Linked DNA regions of Mus musculus: region 2 is linked to region 1. A link is a loop called in an ENCODE intact Hi-C map of the cell type or tissue named here. Cell type or tissue: left cerebral cortex. All regions are shown on one strand. Each heading gives the region's core, and the rest is flanking DNA. Links, peaks and the distances in the headings are about the cores only. Region 1 holds the start of BC004004 (cDNA sequence BC004004). Region 2 overlaps Fgd2 (FYVE, RhoGEF and PH domain containing 2).

Region 1 (11,182 bases), core at 2,192-10,191:
ATGAGTAGTTTATATACATTTGCGTCAGTCTGGGGCTTAGGCGGGGCAGAAAGCAACCAGCTAAGAGTCAGGATGTTCAATAAATATTTTCTAGCATATTTCTGATCATGTAAACATATCACCTATTGAAACCAAACTTGAATAGAAAAATAAAGCAGCCCTTGTGTTAAAGAGTGGGTCACACTGGTGGAGACGACTCAGCTCCTAAGAGCATGTCCTGCTCTTCGGGAGGACCACACTTCAGATCCCAGCACTCCACCAGGGGGCTCACAGCCACCTGTACCCCCCATCTCCATGGTTTCCAATACCTCTGGCCTCTGAACTCATGTGCACACACACATAATTAAAAGACAAATCTAGGGCTGGAGAGATGGCTCAGTGGAGAGATGCTCTCCCAGAGGTCCTGAATTCAATTCCCAGCAACCACATGGTGGCTCACAACCATCTGTAATGGGATCTGATGTCCTCTTCTGGTGTGTCTGAAGACAGGTACAGTGTACTCATATAAATAAAATAAATAAATATATCTTTAAAAAAAATCAAATCTAAAGAGAATGTGTAAAGCAAATAGGCTGGTTACTTCAAATGTCCACATACACCCATACGAGTGCTTTTATTCTCTTCTCTTAGTGCCTTTAAGGATAAAACAAGGCAGGGGGCTCCTGCTGTACATTACCCACTGAGCTCTGGGGAGAATCTGTATGGCCCAGGTTCAGGAGGTCCAGCAATGTGAGCACTCTGTAGAACTGGGAGCGAGAGCAGTGGTGCGTGCCTTCCTAATGTCTACACTCAGGAGCCAAGGGCAGACAAAATGGGGCTCAAGTCAGTAGACAGGGCAGACCAGGCTCCAAGCAGGGTTCCCTTCAATCAGTATGAAAACCAGGTTGCAGGTAAATCTATAAAATGCACCATTTCTCTGCTAAAACTGGAGGGGTGTGTGTGATACAAAGCCTTCGGGACAGGAGCTGCTAGCAATAGTAAACTGAGCGCAATCACACACAAGGGAGGCAAGGCACTAGGAGGTGGCTTAATTTTATATATTAATATAAATATAATAGAATGTTAGGTAAGCAGTCTATTCTATCCAGCCCAGCCCAGCCCCTGGACTTCTGATCCTCCTGCTTCCACCTCCAGAGTGCTAGGATTACAGGCTTGTGCAACCACACCGAGTATATATGGTGCTGTAGCCCGAGCTTGGGGCCTCGGGCATCCCCAGCTCAAAGATCACTCTTGGATTTTGGAGAAAATAAATTTTCTTCTACTTCCAAAGAAATTTGTTCAGACAACTCTACTTGTCCCGTGATGTTTACACATCTGTCTCCTTCACCATAATCCAGATTTGTGTTTTCAAAAATCCAGGTCCTACGCGCATGGCTTGTGTGATCAACACACACTTGTTGAGAAAAAAAATGAGTGAGTGAGTGAATGAATGAATGAAGATGGAAGGTGGATATAGGTAAATGAACTAATAAACGTCGTGGGGAAAGGACAGCAGATAGAAATCGTCGAGGTCTCCGGGATGTTGGAGGGGCTCCCCTGAGGTCCCTTCAGAACTTACAGGTACTCCCGGCCGCAGCTCTGTGCGTGCGGGCAACCTGCGAGTCAGGCCGGCCACTGCGGCACGAACCCGCGTCCCCTCCACCAATTCCTCCCCCACCTCCAACCCTCACCTAGTCTCCAGGTAGACGTTGGGCGGCTGCCAGGTGTCTGGGGGAATCGCCGCCATGCTGAGCGAAGGTATCCCCCCCGCTAGCAATCACTACTTCCGGCGGAGTTAACCCGGGACCCGCCCCTGGGCACACACTTCCGGTTCCCGCCGATCCGCCCGTTTGCTTGACAGGATTTAGGGCGCTGGGACAAGAATGACGAAGGATCCTTCTTTCTAGGCTGGGAAGAGGGTTGCAAGTCGAAATGCTCAGTGCAGGAACTCAGACAAGTGCAAGATTCTCCAGGGGCGATTCGCGCCACGCTCCGGAACAGTGATTGGTCTGTTTTGGCGCGGAAGGCGGGAACAACCTTCTTCACTCTGATTGGAGGGCTGGAGAATTTCCTAGTTCCCAGACTTGGGTGATGCCCCTGGCTGGCTTTGAACTCAAAAAGATCTGCCTGCTTCTGTCTGCCGAGTGCTGGGATTTAAGGCGTGCACCACCACGCCCAGCGTCTATTCCTTAAAGCAATCCTGTGGATGACAGGAGTCCCGTTTTTCAGCGGAGAAAACTGAGACTCCGCCGTTAAGTGCCACATGGCAAATCTGATCCCACAGACTCCAAAAGCAAAGAGCATGTGGAAAGAGGAAAAGGCTGGGAAGAGAGACAAAGCTTAAAATGACTGTCCCAGGAGATAGTGGTGCACGCCCCCAGCGCTGGAGCGGCAGAGGCAGGGGGATCTCAGAGTTCAAGGCCTGTACAAGGTCTCTTCTACAGAGCGAGTTTCAGGATAGCTAGGACTACTCAGAGAGGTATCCTTGGAGCTGGAAATGCAGGCCAGTTAGTAGACGGCTTGCCTAACAGGGCTTAGTGGGTAAAGTACTTGAATTTAGGTCCCTAGGACCCATGCAAATGCCAGGTAGATATGCACTTGCGGCCTCAGCAACCGGGAAAGCAGAGACCATGGGGAAGAATCCAGGGAGCTGGCTAGCCATCCAGTCTAGCCCAAATAGCTCTCTCCAAGTTCAGTGAGCCACGAGGGAAATGTATATTTTATATTGAACATCCCATAATTAACAACAAAGAAGTAGGAAAATATTTACAAGACTTCCTGAGTTCTAAGATGCATCTACCCTCCCACCCACCCACTTCCTGCACAGCAAAGCAAAAATTGAGCAAATGCTTACTCTTAACAACCTACGGCTCTTCAGAAAATTGAGCAATGCATATTAAAGAGAAGCAATCTGAACCGTAGTGTGCAAGGTACTTACTTACAGGCCAACAGAGCTGTGGGTGAACACTCTGGGGAGGCTCTCCCATTAAAGATCAGATAAATAAAAAAGACTTTAATTTTTTATTTATTTTGTGTGTGTGTGTGTGTGTGTGTATCTGGGTTTGTATGGGCACACAGGAGCCCACAGAGGCCAGAAGAGTGTGTCAGATCCCCCAGAACTGGAATTACATGCAGGCTCTAGCTGGCATATGGAGGTTAGGAACAGAGCACCTGAACCATTTCTCCATCCCTAAGAATGACATTTTTCATGATTAAGGAAAATTATTTTTAAAAACAGTCTCTTGGACCGGAAAGGTGGCTCAGAGGGTAAAGTTACCTGCTTCCAAACCTGAAGACCTGAATTCAACCTGGGACCCATACAGCAGAAGAAAAAAACTTCTCATAAGACACACAAATACACACACACACACAGAGAGACACACATATACACAGAGAAGAGAAGCGGCAGGGGCTCTAGCTCAGTGAGAGCTTAGTTGCCCAGCATGTCAGAAGCACACACTAAACCATCAAAAGCAGCTAACTTCCACAGCCTAAAATTATAGATTTTATCTTATCTTTTTTAGGGGTACTTTTTTTTTTTTTTTTTTTTTTTTTTTTTTTTTTTTTTTGGTTTTCGAGACAGGGTTTCTCTGTGTAGCCCTGGCTGTCCTGGAACTCACTTTGTAGACCAGGCTGACCTCGAACTCAGAAATCCGCCAGCCTCTGCCTCGCAAGTGCTGGGACTAAAGGCATGCGCCACCACGCCCGGCTGGGGAGTACTTTTTAATTTTTTTTTTTTAAGTTTTGTAATGTTTTGGCATTTTCGATGTGTTCTACAATTATGTTATATTAAGGCAGGCCAACGTCAACTTAAAAATAATCCAGTGTCGAATCCGACCCTCAGCTCAGCACCATTTCTGACCCATATTTGACACTGCACTGTGAGGCGGCCTGTCAGCCTTCTCTGTGTTTGTGAGGGTGAGTGAGCGGTGTGAGCCTTTACTCCTCACTCACCAGTAGGCCTTCAGGGGGCTTCTCCCCAGAGATCTTAGGGGCCATGTGATTAGGCTACCCCATAGTTAGACATTCCTGTCCCTTCCTCCTCCTCCCTCGCTTTGCCCGCTTCACCCCTTCCTTCCCTTCTTCTCCCTCCTTCTTGGGCATGGCTTGCTCTTCAGGCTTCCCTTCAACCTCTCTCCCTAGCGACACCTAGAGAGACTTAACTCTGTCTGTCTTCCTGTTCTCTTTCTCCCTTAATCTTCATGGTTTATGTCATTAAGAATATCTTTATAGGGCTGGAGAGATGACTCCGCAGTTAAGAGCACAGACTGCTCTTCCAGAGGACCTGAGTTTAATTCCCAGCAACCACATGGTGGCTCACAACCATCTGTAATGGGATCTGATGCCCTCTTCTGATGTGTCTGAAGACAGTGACAGTGTACTCACATACATGAAATAAATAAGTCCTTTTTAAAAAAAAAAAAGCCTTATAAAAATCTCCAACTCAGCTTTTAATTAGTTAGGCCTGAAAACCTCTGCTATATCCAATTCATGACTCCTGAGTCAAGGTCCCTAAAAGACTAACAGACAGTTGAAGGTGACATGGGGCTCTAGGTCTCTGTCACTGTGTTACCTCTGACATCATGGGGGCTCATTCCTGAGTCCACCCAAAGCATCATAGGTGAGTGTCCCTGACCACTGCTTGGCTATGTGTGGTCTTGGTTTCTTTGCTTTTCTTTTTCTGGGCAAATCCCAGTTAATGTTTACCGAGTGATGCTGCCACAGAAGGTAGAATAGATTCATCTACACTCTGTTCCTAGCTCGGAACAGTAAATGTCTCTTCTTGGGAGACATCATCAATAAGGTTTAATCCCCCAGATTTTTTAAAAGGTTTTTTGTTTGTTTGTTTGTTTGTTTTTGTTTTTGTTTTTGTTTTTTATATGTACATGAGTACACTATTGCTCTCTTCAGACACACCAGAAGATGGCAATGGATCCCATTACAGATGGTTGTGAGCCACCATAAATTGAACTCAGGACCTCAGGAAGAGCAGGCAGTGCTCTTAACTGCTGAGCCATCTCTCCAGCCCTTCCCCCCTCCAGCCCTGTTCAAGAGAACAGCTAGAGATGCCTTGGAAAGAAACTCCCCAAAGCAGCCCAGTCTGTGAAACACCTTTTTTTTTTTTTTTTTTTTTTTTTTTTGGTTTTTCAAGACAGGGTTTCGCTGTGTAGCCCTGGCTGTCCTGGAGCTCACTCTGTAGACCAGGCTGGCCTTGAACTCAGAAATCTGCCTGCCTCTGCCTCCCGAGTGCTGGGATAAAAGGCTTGCGCTACCACTGCAAGGCTAGCCCTAAATTCTTAAAGACATTCTCTGTTCTCTTCCAGCCTGTCATCTAAGGAGGCTGCCACTCTGATCGTCACTGTTCTCTGTAAAGCTGGTGTCCTTAGGGAAACAGAACTGTACCTCTTCAGTGCAGTCTCACCTGTCTCTCTTTGCCTTGCAGCTTCAAGTGATGGGAACTCTGCTAACCCCAGTTCTCTCACTCGGTGAGGTTCTGAAAAGGGGACTTTGAGAATTTCCAAGGCCACCATAGATGAATTTAGGCTCCATATATTCTCCTTTTTAGTTTTTTTGTTTTTTTGTTTATTTGGTTTTTCGAGACAGGGTTTCTCTGTATAGCCCTGCCTGTCCTGGAACTCACTCTGCCCGGCAGCTACAGACAGTTCTAAGCCATTGTGTGGGTGCTGGAAAGTGAACTCTGGTCTTTTTCTGGAGCAGCAGGTGCTTGTAACTCCGGAGCCCTTTCTCTAGCCTGTGTAACTGTCATTTTAAGGGGTTAAAAACAAAGTCAGTTCTGGCAGGCTTAGTATGTCAGCTGAGGGTACAGGTAGTAGTGGGTGTCAGGAAAGGAGACTTATTTGTGCCTGTATGGGGAGAGCGTAGAGTGGCCTGGTGGCCTGGAGTCTTTGCTCTGGTTCATCTGACCCCATCTCACAGTCACCATGGCTTTTGAGTTATAGCATCAGGGCTGAGCCCAGCATTTTGTTTCAGGTCCCCGGGTAGAAATCAGTTAAAGGTTCTGATATAGAGGCTTGAGAGATGGCTTGGCTGTTCAGAAAGCTGTTTTCCCAAAGAATTTGAGTTCAGTTCCCAGAATCTATATCATTCTGCTCACAGTTGTCTGTAAGTCCAGTTCCATGGGATCCGGTGCCTCTGAAGACACTTATGTGCATGGAGAAGCGTACACATACTACACACACACACACACACACACACACACACACATATACAAACAGTTGCTGACTGCCACTCCCTATTTGTGAGAGAAACCTGCAGTCAGTTAACCAGCTCCATAAACCTGTTTGGCTGGTTCATGGTCAGGTGTTGTGAGAATGTTCATGTTACAATATATAATTCTTGAAGCAGTTTCCTAAGAGTACAGTGCTTAGTGATGCTTACCACAGAACCAGCAGTCAATAGATACAAACGAGTGAGCCAAGTGTAAATGGGAATGAATTGAGTCAATGAGTCCGGACCCCTAAAAAAATTTTTTTATTATTATTATTATTGTTGTTATTAATATTTTGAGACTTCTACGACTGAGAAGGCGCAGTAGTGCCATCTGGACGTCAGGGGGAGCAAGAGCACAAGCTTTTCAGATACCGCGAGATTTGCCCCGCGCCCCGCGCCCCGCGACCTCGCCAGATCTGTTTCGGAACCTGGGGCGCAAGGAGCTTTTCCTTTGTGTTCCAGCCCTGGCCGGCGGCGCGAGAACCACTTCCGGGTCGCGCTGCCGGAAGCAGGAAGTTGTTGGCCCACCCTCCTCGCCCGGCGGCTGCTGTCCCCGAGGCGGGAGGAGCCCGAGAGGGCGCGGGCCCGCATGTGAGTGACTGGGGCCCGAGGCCGGGAGGGGGGAGGCCGGCCGCCCTCCGCGGCCGCCGCTGCCTCGCGCCGCCCTCCTCGCCGCTCCCGTCCGCGTTCTGCTGACTGACAGCACCCCCGACCGCTCCCCGGGGCAGATCCCCTCTGACATCTTTCCCGAGGCTCCGCGGGGAGGGTGACGGGGTCCGACACTGCTCGAACTTGGTTCGCAGACGTGGCGGCCGTGTCCGAAAGCCCTGACCCCGCTTGCCAACCTGTCACAGATGCCTTAGCGTCACCCCTGAATGGCCCCTTCTTAGACATCTTAGCCCAAATGTTAAGGAGGAAGTACTTAATTTAATTTTATTTATTTTAATGTGGACTTAATGTGATAAACTTGGCGTCTCAGAACGTGGCATGGCACACTGACCCGTTTGCAGTCAATCGCCTGCCAGTACGAGAAAAATAAGCTGCCTAGTGTTTCCTTGCATTTTAAGACTTAAACCTTGCAAGCCATGTGTCGTGAGTATGCTATGTCAGAAACATAAAGGGACACGTTTGTCTTTTCACAGTGCCAGGCACAATGTCTTTCACAATGGAAGTACAGATTCACAAACTGGGTTTCGTTGGCTGCAATTTTGCCAAGATTTCGAGATTTCCCTTGACAGCTGGCCATCACCGAAAATAGAATATATCATTCCAGTCTTCACTGGTGATATTAACTCTCACCGGAGACTACACATCCCACAGTAATTATATGTCTATGTAGGCTATTGAATAGCTGTGTAAGGGGTAAAGAGGCCACAGGAGTTCTAAGAGGCCTTACATGAAGCAGAAGACAGATGTAAAGAGAAAGACAAGTATTCATGATAAGGTATGAAGGCTTTGGAGCTGAGGGAGGCCCGGAGCTAGACTTCACCATTGAGGTGAGCTTGGGAATGAACTGGAAGATGGTCCAGAAGGACACACAGGTGGCCACATCAACAGTGGCAGGAAGGGGAGGATCTTGAGCTCCAGAGATTGGTAGGAGTTCTCTGCTGTCAGCCTTTAATGAACACACTCGTGGTTACACGGGCAATGGGGGCTCTTGTCATTATAGCTTTAGAAGTGTTCATGGGGCTCAAGTGAAGGTGATCGATTTTTGCCACTTTCTAGGGCATATGATAAGTTGGTTTTATTTAGTGTATTTGATAATGGATCTCCTGGTGTGAATTCAGTACCCTTATGTGTTCATAGAGTTCTAATTTATTTTGATAAGTTATGGTTGGTTGGTTGGTTGGTTTGGTTTGGTTTTCCTCCCTGGCTAGCCTGGAACTCACTCTGTAAACCAGGCTGGTCTCCAGCCCTCCTCTGCCTCCCAAGTGTTGGGATTAAAGGCGTGTGTCACCTCATCTGGCAGCCTCGATAGGCCTATAGGTGGAAAACTCTGTTTATTAACTTTTAGAAGTAAGTGGTTGTCAGTCCGTTCTGCGTGAGAGACGCTAACAGGTGGTGGAACCCTATGCACAGTGAGGCGTGGTGTGGTCTTCCTGCTTCTGCATTCCCACTTAAAATAGAGCCAAACGCTGCTTTTATAGAATGGAGTCACCTCGGGCAAGGTACAACCTGAAAACTGCTGTTTCACACAGTATGAAGTAACACATAACAAGGCACACACAGCTTACAACCCCACACATTTTATGATCTGAAAGCCTGTATCACTTTGGTATCGAATGTTCTGTAGTCATCGCACTCTTGGTAGTAGAGATTACGCCTACATCTTCAGAGTCAAAGTCTTTCCCTTGTTCACTGGGTAGTTCCCAGTGTGGAACTTTTTATGGACCTCTCTCCCATTTGGTTAACTCAAAGTTGACTTGTTTCAGTTTCTCTCTTAAGAACACACGGGGAATGGGGGTTGGCTCAGTGGCAGAGCGCTGGACTGGTATGCGCCAGGCACTGCTCAGGTCCCCCTACTGAAGGGAAGCAATGCAGATTACAACTTAAGTCAGGCATGCTGACGACTGCCTTTAATCCCAGCACTTGGGAAATAGACTACATGGAATAGTTTCTTAAAACCAAACCATCCCGAGACCCCAGCTATACATGTACATGTATAGTATATGTATACACAGGTGGGCATGTTTGTGTGGAAAGTTCACCTTTGCTGCCTTGCAGTTTGGGCTGAGTGTTCACACATCCCAACTTTTATACCAGAAAGAGCCAAACTCAGGTCCTGAAATAGCAGTAACCGCCCGTGGTCAGGGAGCCCTCCTGCAGCCTGCATTTTCTCCATTCTCCAGTTCTCTGCCTTGGATCATTTTTCTGTGACCCAGTTTAAATGTCTGTCCTCCCTGCCTATTCTCTGACATTCAGAAAAGGTGAAGGTGCTTGCTTCCAGGCCTGCTGCTCACTAAAGCGACACCAGGCTGATGTGTATCAGGAGGAAGGGCACTCGGGGAACCACGAGACATGGTTTGGAGACAGTGTTCAGCGGGTCCTTTCTTTGGATTTGTTCCTTCATTGGGTTCTTTGATTTTTTTTTTTGTGTGCTCTCATTTTCTCTATTTTTAAAAAAACTTTTTAAAAGTTAATATGTGCATTGGCGCTGGAGTTACAGACAGTTTTGAGTTACTGGGAACTGTAGTTACTGGGAATTGAACCAGGATCCTCTGGAAAAATAGGCAATGCTTTTAACTACTGAACTATCTCTCTAGCCCCAAGTTGTTGTTGTTGTTAATATTAATATTCTGAGTGAGTGTATGCACCACATATATAATAAGAGGCCAGAAGAGGGTTCAGGTCTCCTGAAACGTAGGGGTAGGACTTACACAGTTGTGAGTTGTGGTGTGGGCACTGAGAACCGAACCCAGGGCCTCTGAAGTATTAGTAAGTGCTCTTAATCTCTGAGGCGTCTCTGCAGTCTATTTTCTCCATTAGTCTGCTTTGAAGAACTCACAGTGTAGATTGGGAGGAGATGGAAGACAGGCTTTTTAGGAAGATGCCTGTGAACTAGCATGGTAATAGAGACGGTGAGGACGGCTTAGTGGAAAAACAGGACAGACCAAAGAGGTGGCAACTAGGCCAAGTAGGCTGTGGTATGGGTTAGACTTCATCTTATAGCAGTTATCAGTAAGTGTTTCATTTACTTGGATATTAGAACAAATTTTGCATGTGCCATTGTGTAATCCTCAATTGCAGTAGCTATAATTATTCACCACTATCACCTCTCTTTTTTTGGATACAGGGTCTCATGTTTGAGGCTCCAGGCTAACCTCACACTTGCTATGTAGCTGAACTCCTAATCCTCCTGACTCTAATTCTGACTCTAGTTGAGTGCTGAAATTACAGATGTGTTCCCCACATCTGGTTTATTATCCCCCCCTTTTTTTTAAAGATTTATTTATTTATTTATTTATTTTATGTAAGTACACTGTAGCTGTCTTCAGACACTCCAGAAGAGGGCATCAGATTTCGTTAGGGATGGTTGTGAGCCACCATGTGGTTGCTTGGATTTGAACTCTGCACCTTCAGAAGAGCAGTCGGCGCTCTTAACTACTGAGCCATCTCACCAGCCCCTTATCCCTTTTTCATAAGTGAAAAAATTCTAAGATTTAAGGAGTGTATCAATAAATAGAGGAAACTAGGTGAATCCAGATTTCTCCAGCTCTAGCTCCTGTGTCCTTAGCAACCGTGCTAAATTGTACCCCAGAAAGACGTAGGGCATCTTGAAAGGTGTGTAAACCTGACCCACTGTTTAGAAAACCACTGTCAGCCGGGCGTGGTGGTGCACGCCTTTAATCCCAGCACTCGGGAGGCAGAGGCAGGCGGACTTCTGAGTTCGAGGCCAGCCTGGTCTACAGAGTGGGTTCCAAGCCGGCCTGGGGATAAATAAACAAATACATATAAAAACCACCTGTGAATAAGAAAAAGGTTAAGCTGAAGATAAAAACTGGAAACACAGAGATGACCGTTATCTTTGTGATAGTCCACGGTAGAAATTTTTTTAATTATTTATTCTCCTTCTCCTTCTTCTTAATAATAATCTCTGTCTTATGGCCCAGATTGGCTTGGAATTCACTGTGCAGACAAAACTGGCCTCAGACTTGCAGAGATCTTCCTGGCCCTGCTGCTGAGTGTTGGGGTTCCAGACGTCATACCTATATCATTCAGTGGTGATTTCATGGGCAGGAATGAGGCAGAAAGGAGAGTTTCCATTTAAACTCAAGAGGACTGGTGTCTTCATTAAAAAGGAAAGACAGACAGAAAGGGAGGGAGGGTCTAAGGGATAGCTCAGCAGGTGAAAGAATTTACCGTCGAGTGTAATGACCTGAGTTTGATCCCTGGGACCAACATCTAGGACACAGTCAACCACCACATGTGTGCACGTACACAGAAGAAAGTAAACATTTGAAGAGGGTGGGGA
Region 2 (11,182 bases), core at 1,682-9,681, 100 kb after region 1:
ACTTGGCATTAACTCAACCCACTGACATCGTTGGGTGGCTTTGGGAAAGCATCAGAACTGAGCCCTTTAGCACCTCATGCATTGTCTTCGGTCCTGGCCAGCCTCATACATGGCAGCCTCGTTTGATTGTCCTCACTAGATGCCCTTTACTTCAGCCAAGGAACACCCAAGGCCTAGGAAGACACATATGGGGCTGTTCCCTCTTCCCTTGGCCAAGCCCTAGGGAGTCCTGGCTTGTCTCCCATCTGTAAGGTGGCCTGAATCCAGTCTTTCCTGGCCATCTCTCTCAGCTGTGTGGCAAGGATGCAGGCCTGACTGCTGGGGTTGTGCTGTCCCCCTGGGGCTGCAGGGCTGGCTAGCGGGTGGTGACTTCCTCTTTGAGTAGGGCGTGAGCAGGTGCGGGTTTCCTGTGCAGGTGTTCTTCCAGGAGCTGCTGAGGGAGGCAGGCCGCAGCAAGGCCTTCCCTGAGGACGTGGTGAAGCTCATTTTCTCCAACATCTCCTCCATCTATCGTTTCCACGCCCAGTTCTTCCTTCCCGAGCTGCAGCGGCGCGTGGATGACTGGTGAGGTCCCAAGTCACGGACCCAGGCTGAGGGGCCTGGGAGGCCTGTGTGCTTGAGTTTAATTCTGACCGTGGCTGTCTCCTCGCACAGCTGAGGAAGATGGGGCCATCCTAAGCCCTGTGACTTAAGAGGTCAGGGGAGTCATGGTACTGACTGGGTCCCTGGCCTTGATCTTGGCATCTGTTAACAGGCTGGTTTCCTAGCCAGCGGTGCAATGTCCATGTCACTGTTACATGAGAAGCCCTGATCCCAGCACCCACATGTTGGCTCACAACCAGTGTAGCTCCAATAGCCTTCTTGTGGCCCCGGTAGACACCAGGCATGCACATGAGCACATACATACATACATACATGCATACATACATATGTGCAGGCAAAACACTGATACACACAAATAAATCTAAAGAGAGACGGGATGGAGGGCTGGGGAGACAACTCAATCAGTAAAGATCTGTTGAACAAGCCCACAGACCCGGCTTTAATTGCTGGGACTCACAGTGAAAGAGGAGAACCGGCTCCCAAAACTGTCCTCTGACCTCTATGTGTGTGCTATACTACAAGCATCCCCAACACACACACACACACACACACACACACACACACACACACACACGAGTGCGCACACACACATGCACACTCATACGTAATGGTAATAAGTAAAATAAACTTTAAAAATGAGAGATAGAGTGAGGTGGAGACCAGTCTGGTCTACATAGACCTGGAACAGTCTGTCAGGGCTACAAACAGGCCTGTCTCAAACATAAAGAAGCAAGGTGGGGGATGGAGAGATGGCTTAGCGGTTAAGAGCACTGACTACCCTTCCGAAGGTCCTGAGTTCAATTCCCAGCAACCACATGGTGGCTCACAACCATCTGAAATGAGATCTGACGCCCTCTTCTGGTGCGCCTGAAGATAGCTACAGTGTACTTAGCTACAATAATAAATAAACCTAAAAAAAAAAAAAGAAGAAGCAGGGGGTGGGGGGTAAAGGGGAACCGGCCTGTAAGATCACCTAACACCATACCCATCTTTTCTGAGGAGAAAACCAAGACTCAGAGAAGCTTCCACAAGGACATATGGGTACAATAATGAGTGCGAAAACAGGCAGCCGTCCTGGGCAGAACTTTCGTGCAACCCATACCATCAGCTACACGCAGTGCCTTCTGCAGTCTGGCCAGCCAGGCCTTCATAGGCCTCACAGGGCGGCTAGCCAGGGACTAGAGACTCAGAGTTTAAAGAGGAGGCAGATCCTCAGGGCACTGCTCTCTTACATCTGCCCCAAGGGTACTGGAAGGGCTGTTGGGAGCCTGGGAGCACGGAGAGTGTGGATCCAGGCTGACTGCATCCCCTCCCCACTTAGGGCAGCCACGCCCCGCATTGGGGATGTGATCCAGAAGCTGGCCCCGTTTCTGAAAATGTACAGCGAGTACGTGAAGAACTTTGAGCGGGCCGCGGAACTGCTGGCCACGTGGATGGACAAGTCTCAGCCCTTCCAGGAGGTGGTCACCCGCATCCAGGTGAGGGGCATGGGGGAGGAGCCTGCACAGCCACCTGGCAACCTGCCTCATTTCCCTCTCCCCAAGCGGTTTGGACATCCCCAGGCCTGGCACCCCGTTTTCTCTGCGCTCACGCTTCCGCCCCTTGCTCCCTGCTCCCCAAGTGCAGCGAGGCCTCCAGCAGCCTGACCCTGCAGCACCACATGTTGGAGCCTGTGCAAAGAATCCCGCGGTACGAACTGCTGCTCAAGGAATATGTGCAGAAGCTGCCAGCCCAGGCCCCAGACCTCGAAGATGCCCAGAGTGAGGACACCCTGGGGCCCAGGGAGCCGGGGAGGGCTGGCCTGAGGACCTCCTAAAATGGTTCTGATAACCTGATTGAAGATTGATTGATTGATGATGATCAATTGGTCCTTTATCCATGGTATCCACACCACAGCCACAGATGAGACAGGAGAGCAAAGCCCAGAGAGGTTAAGTGACTTGCCCATGGTCACACAGTCCAGAGAAAAGCAGAGCTAGGATTTGAACCTACACCTGTAGAGCATACCCTCTGGATCTGGCTTTGCTCTGGGAATGAAGAGAAGTCGTAAATCGCTGAAATCATAAATCTAATCACACAGTTTCCCAGTGGCCTCAGTGTCCCCATCCTGGGTGGCTTCCGCCTTCTAGACACTCACTATGCTGGACTGCATAGGCAGGGATGTGCCCAGTGGGAGTTATAGCAGGTCCCCCTGCCCCCAGGTCCTATTGTGGAGCCCGAGCCCCAGGCTGCAGGTCTCCAGGAATGACTGGGGCTCTGCTCTCTTTCTAGGAGCACTGGACATGATCTTCTCAGCTGCACAGCACTCCAATGCAGCCATTGCAGAGATGGTGAGCATCCTGTCCTGGGAATGGGCATGGGGCATTCCCGGACACACCCTGTCTCTTGGTCCTTGTATCCACTGATCCTGCCCAGGGTACCTGCCCCACCCATCTACCCCCTGGCCTTTGGCTCCCTCATCCCATCCCCTTAGGCACATTATCAAGAAGCTGGGACCCTGCCCAGTCTAGGCTGAAGGTGTGCCCCATCTCCAGGAGCGGCTGCAGGGCCTGTGGGATGTGTACCAGCGCCTGGGCTTGGAGGATGACATCGTGGACCCCTCCAACACCCTGCTCCGAGAGGGCCCTGTTCTCAAGATCTCTTTCCGCCGCAGCGACCCAATGGAACGCTACCTGGTTTTGGTAGGGGCTGCTGGGTGGTGGAGCGGCCAGCTTTGCAGCCAGGTGTGCCCCAGGGAAGCAGAAATCAGTCGGGGCTCAGGTTGGCTTTAAAGCCTGTGCTGCCTGTGTGTACTCTAAAAGACAGCGCAGCAGGAGGGAATTAAGTTAGCTGCCCAGAAGATCTGCTGGGCTGACCCTGGGAAAGCAGAATCTTCTGAAATCAGGCTATTGTGATTATAAAAAGATAGAGAGATAAGAATATGTTCTATGGGGGTATGGAGAGGTGTCGAGGAAGGTGGTGCCTCAGCGGGTCCATGCCAAGGCATTCCTTCCCACTGAGGGACCAGCCAGACAACTGTATAGTATAGAATAGAGTTTATTCAGGGCTTGGGGAGGGGAGTTAAGAGAGTAATAGAGGCAGAGAAAGGAAGAGAGAGGGAGAGTAGAAAAGTAGAGGCCGGCCATGGCCATGGGGGAAGGGAATAGGGAAGGGAAGAGCCCAAGGGGGCAAGAGAGAAGCAAGCGGGAAGATCAAGTAAGAGAGAGGAGGGGCTAAGCAGCCCCTTTTATAGTGGGCCAGGCCTGCCCGGCTGTTGCCAGGTAACTGTGGGGCGGAGCATACCTGGATGGTGCCAGGTAACTGTGGGGGTGGAGTTTAGCTACAGTGTGGCTATCTTGAGGTGTATTCCTCCTGTCAGCCCATAGGCTCCTCCGACTGCTTTGTTCCCCCGCTGCTCACAGCAGAGGGACTTTTAGAGCCCCGTCAGTGCAGTGTGGGGGTGGGGGTGGGGTGGGGGACTGTGCTAGACAGTCACAACCTCACCCCCAACCCAGATCACCAGCCTAGAATGTAGCCAGAAGCGTGGGGGAGGGGTAGTGAGTAGGTCACAGGAAGGACCCAGAGCTGCTGCCCATACCACCTCATGTCCTTCCAGTTCAACAACATGCTTCTGTATTGTGTACCCCGAGTCCTCCAAGTGGGTGCCCAGTTCCAGGTGCGGACTCGCATCGATGTGGCCGGCATGAAGGTGAGCTGTCCGCAAGGGGGCCTCAGGGTGGGTGACAGCAGTGGGCAGAGCAGGTCCTTGTAAGGATGATATGGCTTCCTTGGGGGACGGGGTGCGGTTCACTCCTCTGACAGCCTCACAGTATTTCCTTTGCTGTTTGCACCACTGTGGTAATGTGTGGCCAGTGTTCTGAGCCTGCAGGTCCAGGTGGGTCTAGCAGCCAGGGGTGGGATGAGCGGAGTGGAAGAGGGGGAGTTGAGGAGTCGGGAGCTCTTCCATGAGGGTTCCTCTACAATGTTGCTGGGGATGGACCCACTGCCTGAGATAGTTAGCAAACACTCTGTCCAGCCTTAACCCATCCCTGGAGTTCTGCGTTTCTAGACGACCCCAAGGGACGCTGCCTGGTACTCCTGCCCACATGCTCATATGTGAACAGGACTGGAGAGCAAGGTTGGCCCAGCCCCTGGCTGGATGTATCTTCAGCTAGAGTGGAGCTCAAATGAGTGGGCCCAGCCCTGCGGTCTCCCACATCTCTATGATGTCGGGCGTTGTCATCCCTGGATTAAGCATCTTTTTGCTCTCCAAGGACAGTTGTAGGGCTGTGGATGCCGCTCAGTTGCTAATGTGCTTGCCTAGCTTGCATGCATTCCTGGATTCCATCGTCAGCCCTGCACAAACTGGGTGGGATCAGGGCAAATCTGTAATCAATCCCAGCCCTGAGAACCCTGGAAGCCAGGTGGCAGAAGACCCTGGCAAGAGTACCCAAGTCAGAGGCAAAAGCTCAGAGGTACAATGGCTGAAGCCCAGGATCTAACCCCAGTCTGCACCCCGTGAAGATCTCCAGAGTGGGAACACCACCTGAGGGTTCATAGTGTCTCACATGAGTTAGCTGGAGTCTTTCACGTGTGCAGCCCCTACTTGAGGCTTCTAGCCTCCATCCTGAGATGGCCAGAGAGTCCCAGAGGCTGGAGAGTAGGCAGGTGTATCTGATAGGGGCCCTTATGAGCAAGTCTGAGGGAGGAGGTAGAGAGAGGCCCTTAGTGAGCAAGTCTGAGGGAGGAGGGTAGTGAGCAAGTTTGAGGGAGGAGGGTGACCTGATTAGGGGTGAGAAGAAGACATTGGAGGAACATAGCAGAGATCAGCCAACCAAGGCTGGATGTGACGGTGCACGAGTTTAATTTCAGTACTTAGGAGGCAGAGTTAGGTGGACCTCTGTGAGCTTGAATCTAGAACTGGTCTACACACTGAGTTTCAGGCTAGACGGGTCTATATAGCAAGTTACAGGCTAGCCAGGGCCACAGAGTGCAACTCTGTCACAGAAGGAGGAGGAGGAGGAGGATGAAGGACAAAAGACACAGAACCCAAAGGAGATTCACAGCCTGCAATCCCAGCACTTAAGAGGCTGAGGCAGGAGGATTACTGCAAATTCAGGACAGTCTGGATTGTAGTGAATTCCGAGCTGGCCTGGAATACACAGAGAGACCATCTCAAAAATAACACATACACACACACACACACCACACACACACACACACACCACACACACACACACCATACACACACATACAAACACAGACAAAAACAAAAAAACAAAACAAAAGACAAAACAAACCTGGGTTTGTAATGTAGCTCCTTTGGTAAAAGGTTTGCTTAGCATTCACTGAGCCTGGATCAGAGCCCCAGTACCCAGTAGCCCAGGAGTGGTGGCACCCATCTGTAATCTCAGCCCTTGGCAAGTGGTGGCAGGAGGGTCAGGAATTCCAGACCATCCTTGGCTACATGGTGAGGTTAACGCCAGCTGCGACCATGTGAGAAAGCCACTAATTCCCTGTATGCCTGCTCTTGGCTGCCACCGTTTGGCAAGTCTGTCTCACTGGCTAGCAGCCCCATAGCACCCTCTGCTGGACATTGCTGGACATGGTGGGTGAAGAGCTGTCTACAACAAATGGAAACCACTTTTTGAGTCAGGCTTGAGGGACAGAGGGGCTTGAACCACCTTAGCTGTTCTACCGGCCTATGGCCTATGTATGACCTGGTCTGAGCTGGCCCTTGTGTTTCCCAGCCTAAAAAGAAGGAGAGGTTACACAGGCGTGCCATCCAGGAACCTCACATAGAACCCAACAGGTTGTACCCTGCACAAGGATACCTTATCCCAGAGGTGCCATCAGTAGCCAACTGTGATATGTCATAGATTGCAGATTTACAGTGAAAGCTGGCCAGCAGGTGGCAGTCAAACATCTCATTCTGACAAGATCTGGAGATGTGCCAGTTGGCCACAGATATCAGGAGATCAGGAGAGCCTTCTGAAGCAGGCAGGGGGTCCTTTGTTGATGAGCCCAAAGAACTGTGTGGGATAGAAAGACCCTGAACTGAGCCAGACCTCCAGAGTGTGGTTAAGCCAGCCCAGCGGGAAGCTAAAACCTGGAGGCTCAGGGGCTAAAGAGATGGCTCAGCAGTTAAGAGCACCGATTGCTCTTCTAGAGGTCCTGAGTTCAATTCCCAGCAATCACATGGTGGCTCACAACCATCTGTAATGGGCATCTGATGCTGTCTTCTGCTGTGTCTGAAGGCAGTGACAGCGTACCCACATATACGAAATAAATATGGCCAGAGCGAGTGGGAGCGGGACCAGAAAAAATAAGAAGAAAGAGAGAGAGAGAGAGAGAGAGAGAGAGAGAGAGAGAGAGAGAGAGAGAAGGAGGGGGGAGGAGAGAGAGAGAAGGAAAGAAGGAAGGAAGGAAAGAAATAAAGAAAGAACACACAAACCTGGAGGCTCCAATCCCAAGGCATCTTGACTCAGACCCAGAACTCCCTGGGCTTCCCCTCTCCTCTCATAGCTTTCCAGCCCTTCCTGCCTGGACTCCTGCAAGCTTTAGGCCTCCACTTGCCTTTCCCGATCCTTCCTCTGACAGGAATGGTAACAGTTCATCCAGGTCTCCCACGCTGCCCCCTCAGCGCCCGCCCCTCTATTCTCAGGGCATCTGTCCTTCGCAGCAGGTCTCACAGGCCTGAGCTGCAAAGTGGCGGCTCTGCTCCACGTCACCCAGGCTCCCCACATCCAGCAGGATACAGGGTCCAGACCACACCCAGCCCTCCCTGATGTGAGTCTGTGCATACAGCACAGTCTCCAGCCTCAGTCCTTTTATTTTTTTAAGGCTCATTTATTTATATGAGCAGACTGCAGCTGTCTTCAGACTCACCAGAAGAGGGCATCAGATCCCATTACAGATGGTTGTGAGCTACCATGTGGTTGCTGGGAATTAAACTCAGGACCTCTGGAAGAGCAGTCAGTGCTCTTAACCACTGAGCCATCTCTCCAGCCCCCAACCTCACTCTTTTTTTTTTCCCCCGAGACAGGGTTTCTCTGTGTAGCCCTGGCTGTCCGGGAACTCACTCTATAGACTAGGCTGGTCTCGAACTAAGAAATCCACCTGCCTCTGCCTCCCAAGTGTTGGGATTAAAGGCATGCGCCACCACTGTCCAGCATCCAACCTCACTCTTGATGGCAGAAACCCAATGCTAGGTGCCTCATTTTGCCCCTTAAAAGCTGTGTGACCTTAGGCAGGTCTTAAGCCTGTTCTCAGCTTCCAGATCCAGCGCCATGTAACTAAGGATGAGACCCACTTCCCAGGACTCCTGTGAGAATGACTTTTTATTATGGAAACATTTAAGCTACGAAAATAACCCCAAAAGTTTTCATAGACTCAAGTTATGTCGAGGTCCAGCTTCTATTTCTGGTGACTGTTCAGAACCGTTCCTCCACTCCACAACGGGTCATTGTCGGTGCTGCTGACATAGTTACAAAACCTTCAGTCCCATTTGTGCAGAGCCGGCTGGGGAAGGGTTGCTCCTGCCCTCAGTGCTGGGGTGTGGGTCTGATGGCTCCTTCCTCCATCGGCAGGTGCGGGAGCTGACCGATGCTGAGTTCCCACACTCCTTCCTGGTGTCCGGAAAGCAGCGCACACTGGAGCTGCAGGCCCGGTAGGTGCTGGGACTGGGGGACACCAGCAGATGAACCAACCGGCTGGTACCGTCCTCAGCATTGGGTTCGCTTTCCTTCCGAGCAGGTCCCGAGATGAAATGGTTTCCTGGATGCAGGTATGGACACTCCAGGGGAGTCTGAGCCTAGACTACTTGAGAGGAAGGGGAGAGAGAGAGAGAGAGAGAGAGAGAGAGAGAGAGAGAATCTCAATATCTATGTGTGTGCCTGGTTGCTTCATCTTTCTGTAGAGTTTGAAGCCAGCCCTGACTTCTGACTTCAAATCCTGCTATGTCCACTGGAGCTACTCTCTCTCTCTCTCTCTCTCTCTCCCTCCCTCTCTCTTTCTCTCTCTCTCTCTCTTTCTTTCTTTCAAAGATTTATTTATTTATTTTATGTATACTGGTGCTATCTTCAGACACAACAGAAGAGGGCATCAGATCTCATTATGGATGGTTGTGAGCCACCATGTGTTTGCTGGGAATTGAACTCAGGACCTCTGGAAGAGCAGTCAGTGCTCTTAACTGCTGAGCCATCTCTCCAGCCTGCAACTCTTTGTCTTTAGGACTTGGTTTGGCATGTATAACCTGGAGCTGATAGCTTCCCTTCATGTAGAGTCTGGGCCTACTCCAGGCCACATTTAGCCAATGTATTGGGTGTGGCTAAGATGCCTTGGGCACCGCCCCTCACCACCCCAAACCCCACCTCCATTCAGGCCTGCCAGGCAGCCATTGACCAGGTTGAGAAGCGGAGTGAGACCTTCAAGGCTGCTGTCCAGGGACCTCAGGGGGACACGCAGGAGCCCAAGGTAATAGGACCGTCTGCACCCAAGACTGAGTTTCAGGAACAAAAAGTGTCCCCCAACCAGGACTGACATTACCTGAAGGACCTAAGTAAGCCTTTCCACCCAACAGAACCCTCAGGTCACCCAGGGCCAGAGTTCCCTAGTTAGCGGTATGTGTCTTGTGTTGGATCAGAAGTTCAAGATTACTCTCTAATATTTAGTGAGTTCAAAGCAAACCGTGGCCACATGAGACCCTAACTCAAAAAGAATCTTCAAAAGTAGAAGTAAAAAAAAAAAATGCCTTTAGCTAAGCATGGCATCAGGCCTATAATCCCAGCTCTGTGAGTTGGAGGCCAGCCTGGTCTATATAGTGAGTTCTAGGCCAGCCTGGTCTACATGTTGAGTTCCAGGTCAGCCTTAGCTACATAGTGAGACAGTTTCAAAAACAAACAAAGCAAAAATTCCTGCCATTGGAGCCTTGAGAAGAGCTGCGTGAAGACCAGGAAGGACCCCTGAGTAGCCAGGCTTGACCAGTGGATCTGAACAGACCAGAGAAGCAGGGAGAGTTGAAGGTGGGCTTTCAGATCTCAGCTCTGAACTTGGCTTTCTGGGTGACGCTCTGTGTGACACCCCACCCCCAGGCCTGTTTCCTTACCTCTACAATAAGAATATTAGCCAGTAAGCGACCTCAAGTGGAGGCTGGGGGACCTCCAAGGGGTACAGGATGCCTTGAAGCGCCCACCCAGCCAGCTGCTCCCCTCCCTCAGCCACAGGTAGAGGAGCTGGGTCTCCGAGCGCCTCAGTGGGTCCGGGACAAGATGGTGACCATGTGCATGCGCTGCCAGGAGCCCTTCAATGCCCTGACTCGTCGGCGCCACCACTGCCGGGCTTGCGGCTATGTGAGTACAGATGTAGACATGCAGAGACTGGGGAACCCAGGGCCTGCCTCTGCTCAGGACCTTCCTACCTCCACCACCAGGCTCAAGCTGCATCCCCATCCTGGCCGGCTCTCTGGCCTGGGTGTGTCCACCATCCCTGCACTTCCCACCTGTGATGCAGTGTGAAGCTTCCTGCTTCAGGGATGGGGAGGTGGGTCTGGGGAAGGGAACTGGCCTGCTGGAGCCTCCTTCAGTGACCTGCCCATTCACCTGCCCAGAGCTGAGAGGTTCTCTATCCCTGGATGAGCATCTCTTGTGCATGTGTGTGCTCTCTTGTGCATGCTCTCAAACACCAAATGCTTAAAAAAACAACTGGGCGTGGTGGCGCACACCTTTAATCCCAGCACTCGGGAGGCAGAGGCAGGCGGATTTCTGAGTTCGAGGCCAGCCTGGTCTACAGAGTGAGTTCCAAGACAGCCAGGGCTACACAGAGAAACCCTGTCTCAAAAAACAAACAAACAAACAAACAAAAAACCAACAACAACAACAACAACAAAAAACAACAACAGCTCCAACCAAATGTACTGGTGCGTGTGTGTAATCTCAGCACATGGAAGGAGGAGGTAGGATCAGAAGCTCCAAGCCAGACTGGGCTACATAGTGAGTTCTGAGTCAGCCTGGGCTACACAGTGAGTTCTGGGTCACCCTGGACTACATAGTGTAGCCTGGAACACGGTTACATGAAACCCTGCCTCAGAAAAACAAATAAGGTTGATGAAAAGAAAAAAAGTATTTAGTCATTAGATGAAACAAATTTCTCAATAATGACAGGAGAGATGGCTCCGTACTAAGAGTACTTGGTGCTCTTGCAAAAGACCCCAGGTCCAGTGACACCCCCTTCTGGCCTCCACAGTCACCCGCATGCAGGTGGTGCACACTCACACAGAAGACATAGGAGGAATTGAGTGTTTAAATTCCTCAATAAAAGCATAATACACTCCCAAGGCCCACAAGCGGGCCTGGGTGTCCTGGTCCGGACTCCTGGTGTCTCAGGCCCGTGCATGCCCTCTTTGGGGAGCCAGTGAATCACCCTTTCGTTTCGTGCTCAGCTGCCAGTTTCTGCTTCTCTTTCTGCCTCAGGCACCCTGTGAAGGCGGGGTACACGGTGACTCCCCGAGAGTGGCCACACCCAGCATGCCCAGGGCACCTGGTCTTCCTCAGAGGCACACTCCTGGTACCCAGAGTTTCTCCCCACACCTCCCCACCCATCC

The links. Hi-C counts contacts between places; a loop is a spot of excess contacts. Peaks named below come from ENCODE experiments on the same cell type or tissue, not always from the same donor. Only the 100,000 strongest peaks of a DNase experiment are listed, where the experiment ranks them.
Region 2: a loop joins it to region 1, with 10 times the contacts of the local background. A loop is called at or near these places in 30 of 42 quality-filtered maps.

The regions. Positions count from the first base shown.
Region 1 is chr17:29,262,202-29,273,383 of GRCm38, forward strand. BC004004 (cDNA sequence BC004004) reads left to right here and starts at 6,587. Exons shown (of 9, transcript NM_030561.3): 1 at 6,587-6,801. It overlaps Ppil1 (peptidylprolyl isomerase (cyclophilin)-like 1), which reads right to left and starts at 1,770. Exons shown (of 4, transcript NM_026845.4): 1 at 1,671-1,770. The coding sequence starts at 1,726. In left cerebral cortex, for the core only: a CTCF peak has its summit at 6,555; DNase peaks (open chromatin) are centred at 6,301, 6,649 and 7,288; H3K4me3 peaks cover 2,047 bases; H3K27ac peaks cover 1,992 bases.
Region 2 is chr17:29,365,047-29,376,228 of GRCm38, forward strand. Fgd2 (FYVE, RhoGEF and PH domain containing 2) reads left to right here. Exons shown (of 16, transcript NM_013710.4): 4 at 416-564; 5 at 1,925-2,081; 6 at 2,225-2,363; 7 at 2,875-2,933; 8 at 3,138-3,284; 9 at 4,199-4,291; 10 at 8,172-8,251; 11 at 8,338-8,368; 12 at 8,965-9,057; 13 at 9,801-9,932. Among named protein-coding and RNA genes, the nearest start is that of Fgd2, 9.7 kb to the left of the region's middle. In left cerebral cortex, for the core only: CTCF peaks have their summits at 6,162 (motif pointing left), 6,362 and 7,451 (motif pointing right); DNase peaks (open chromatin) are centred at 6,159 and 6,480.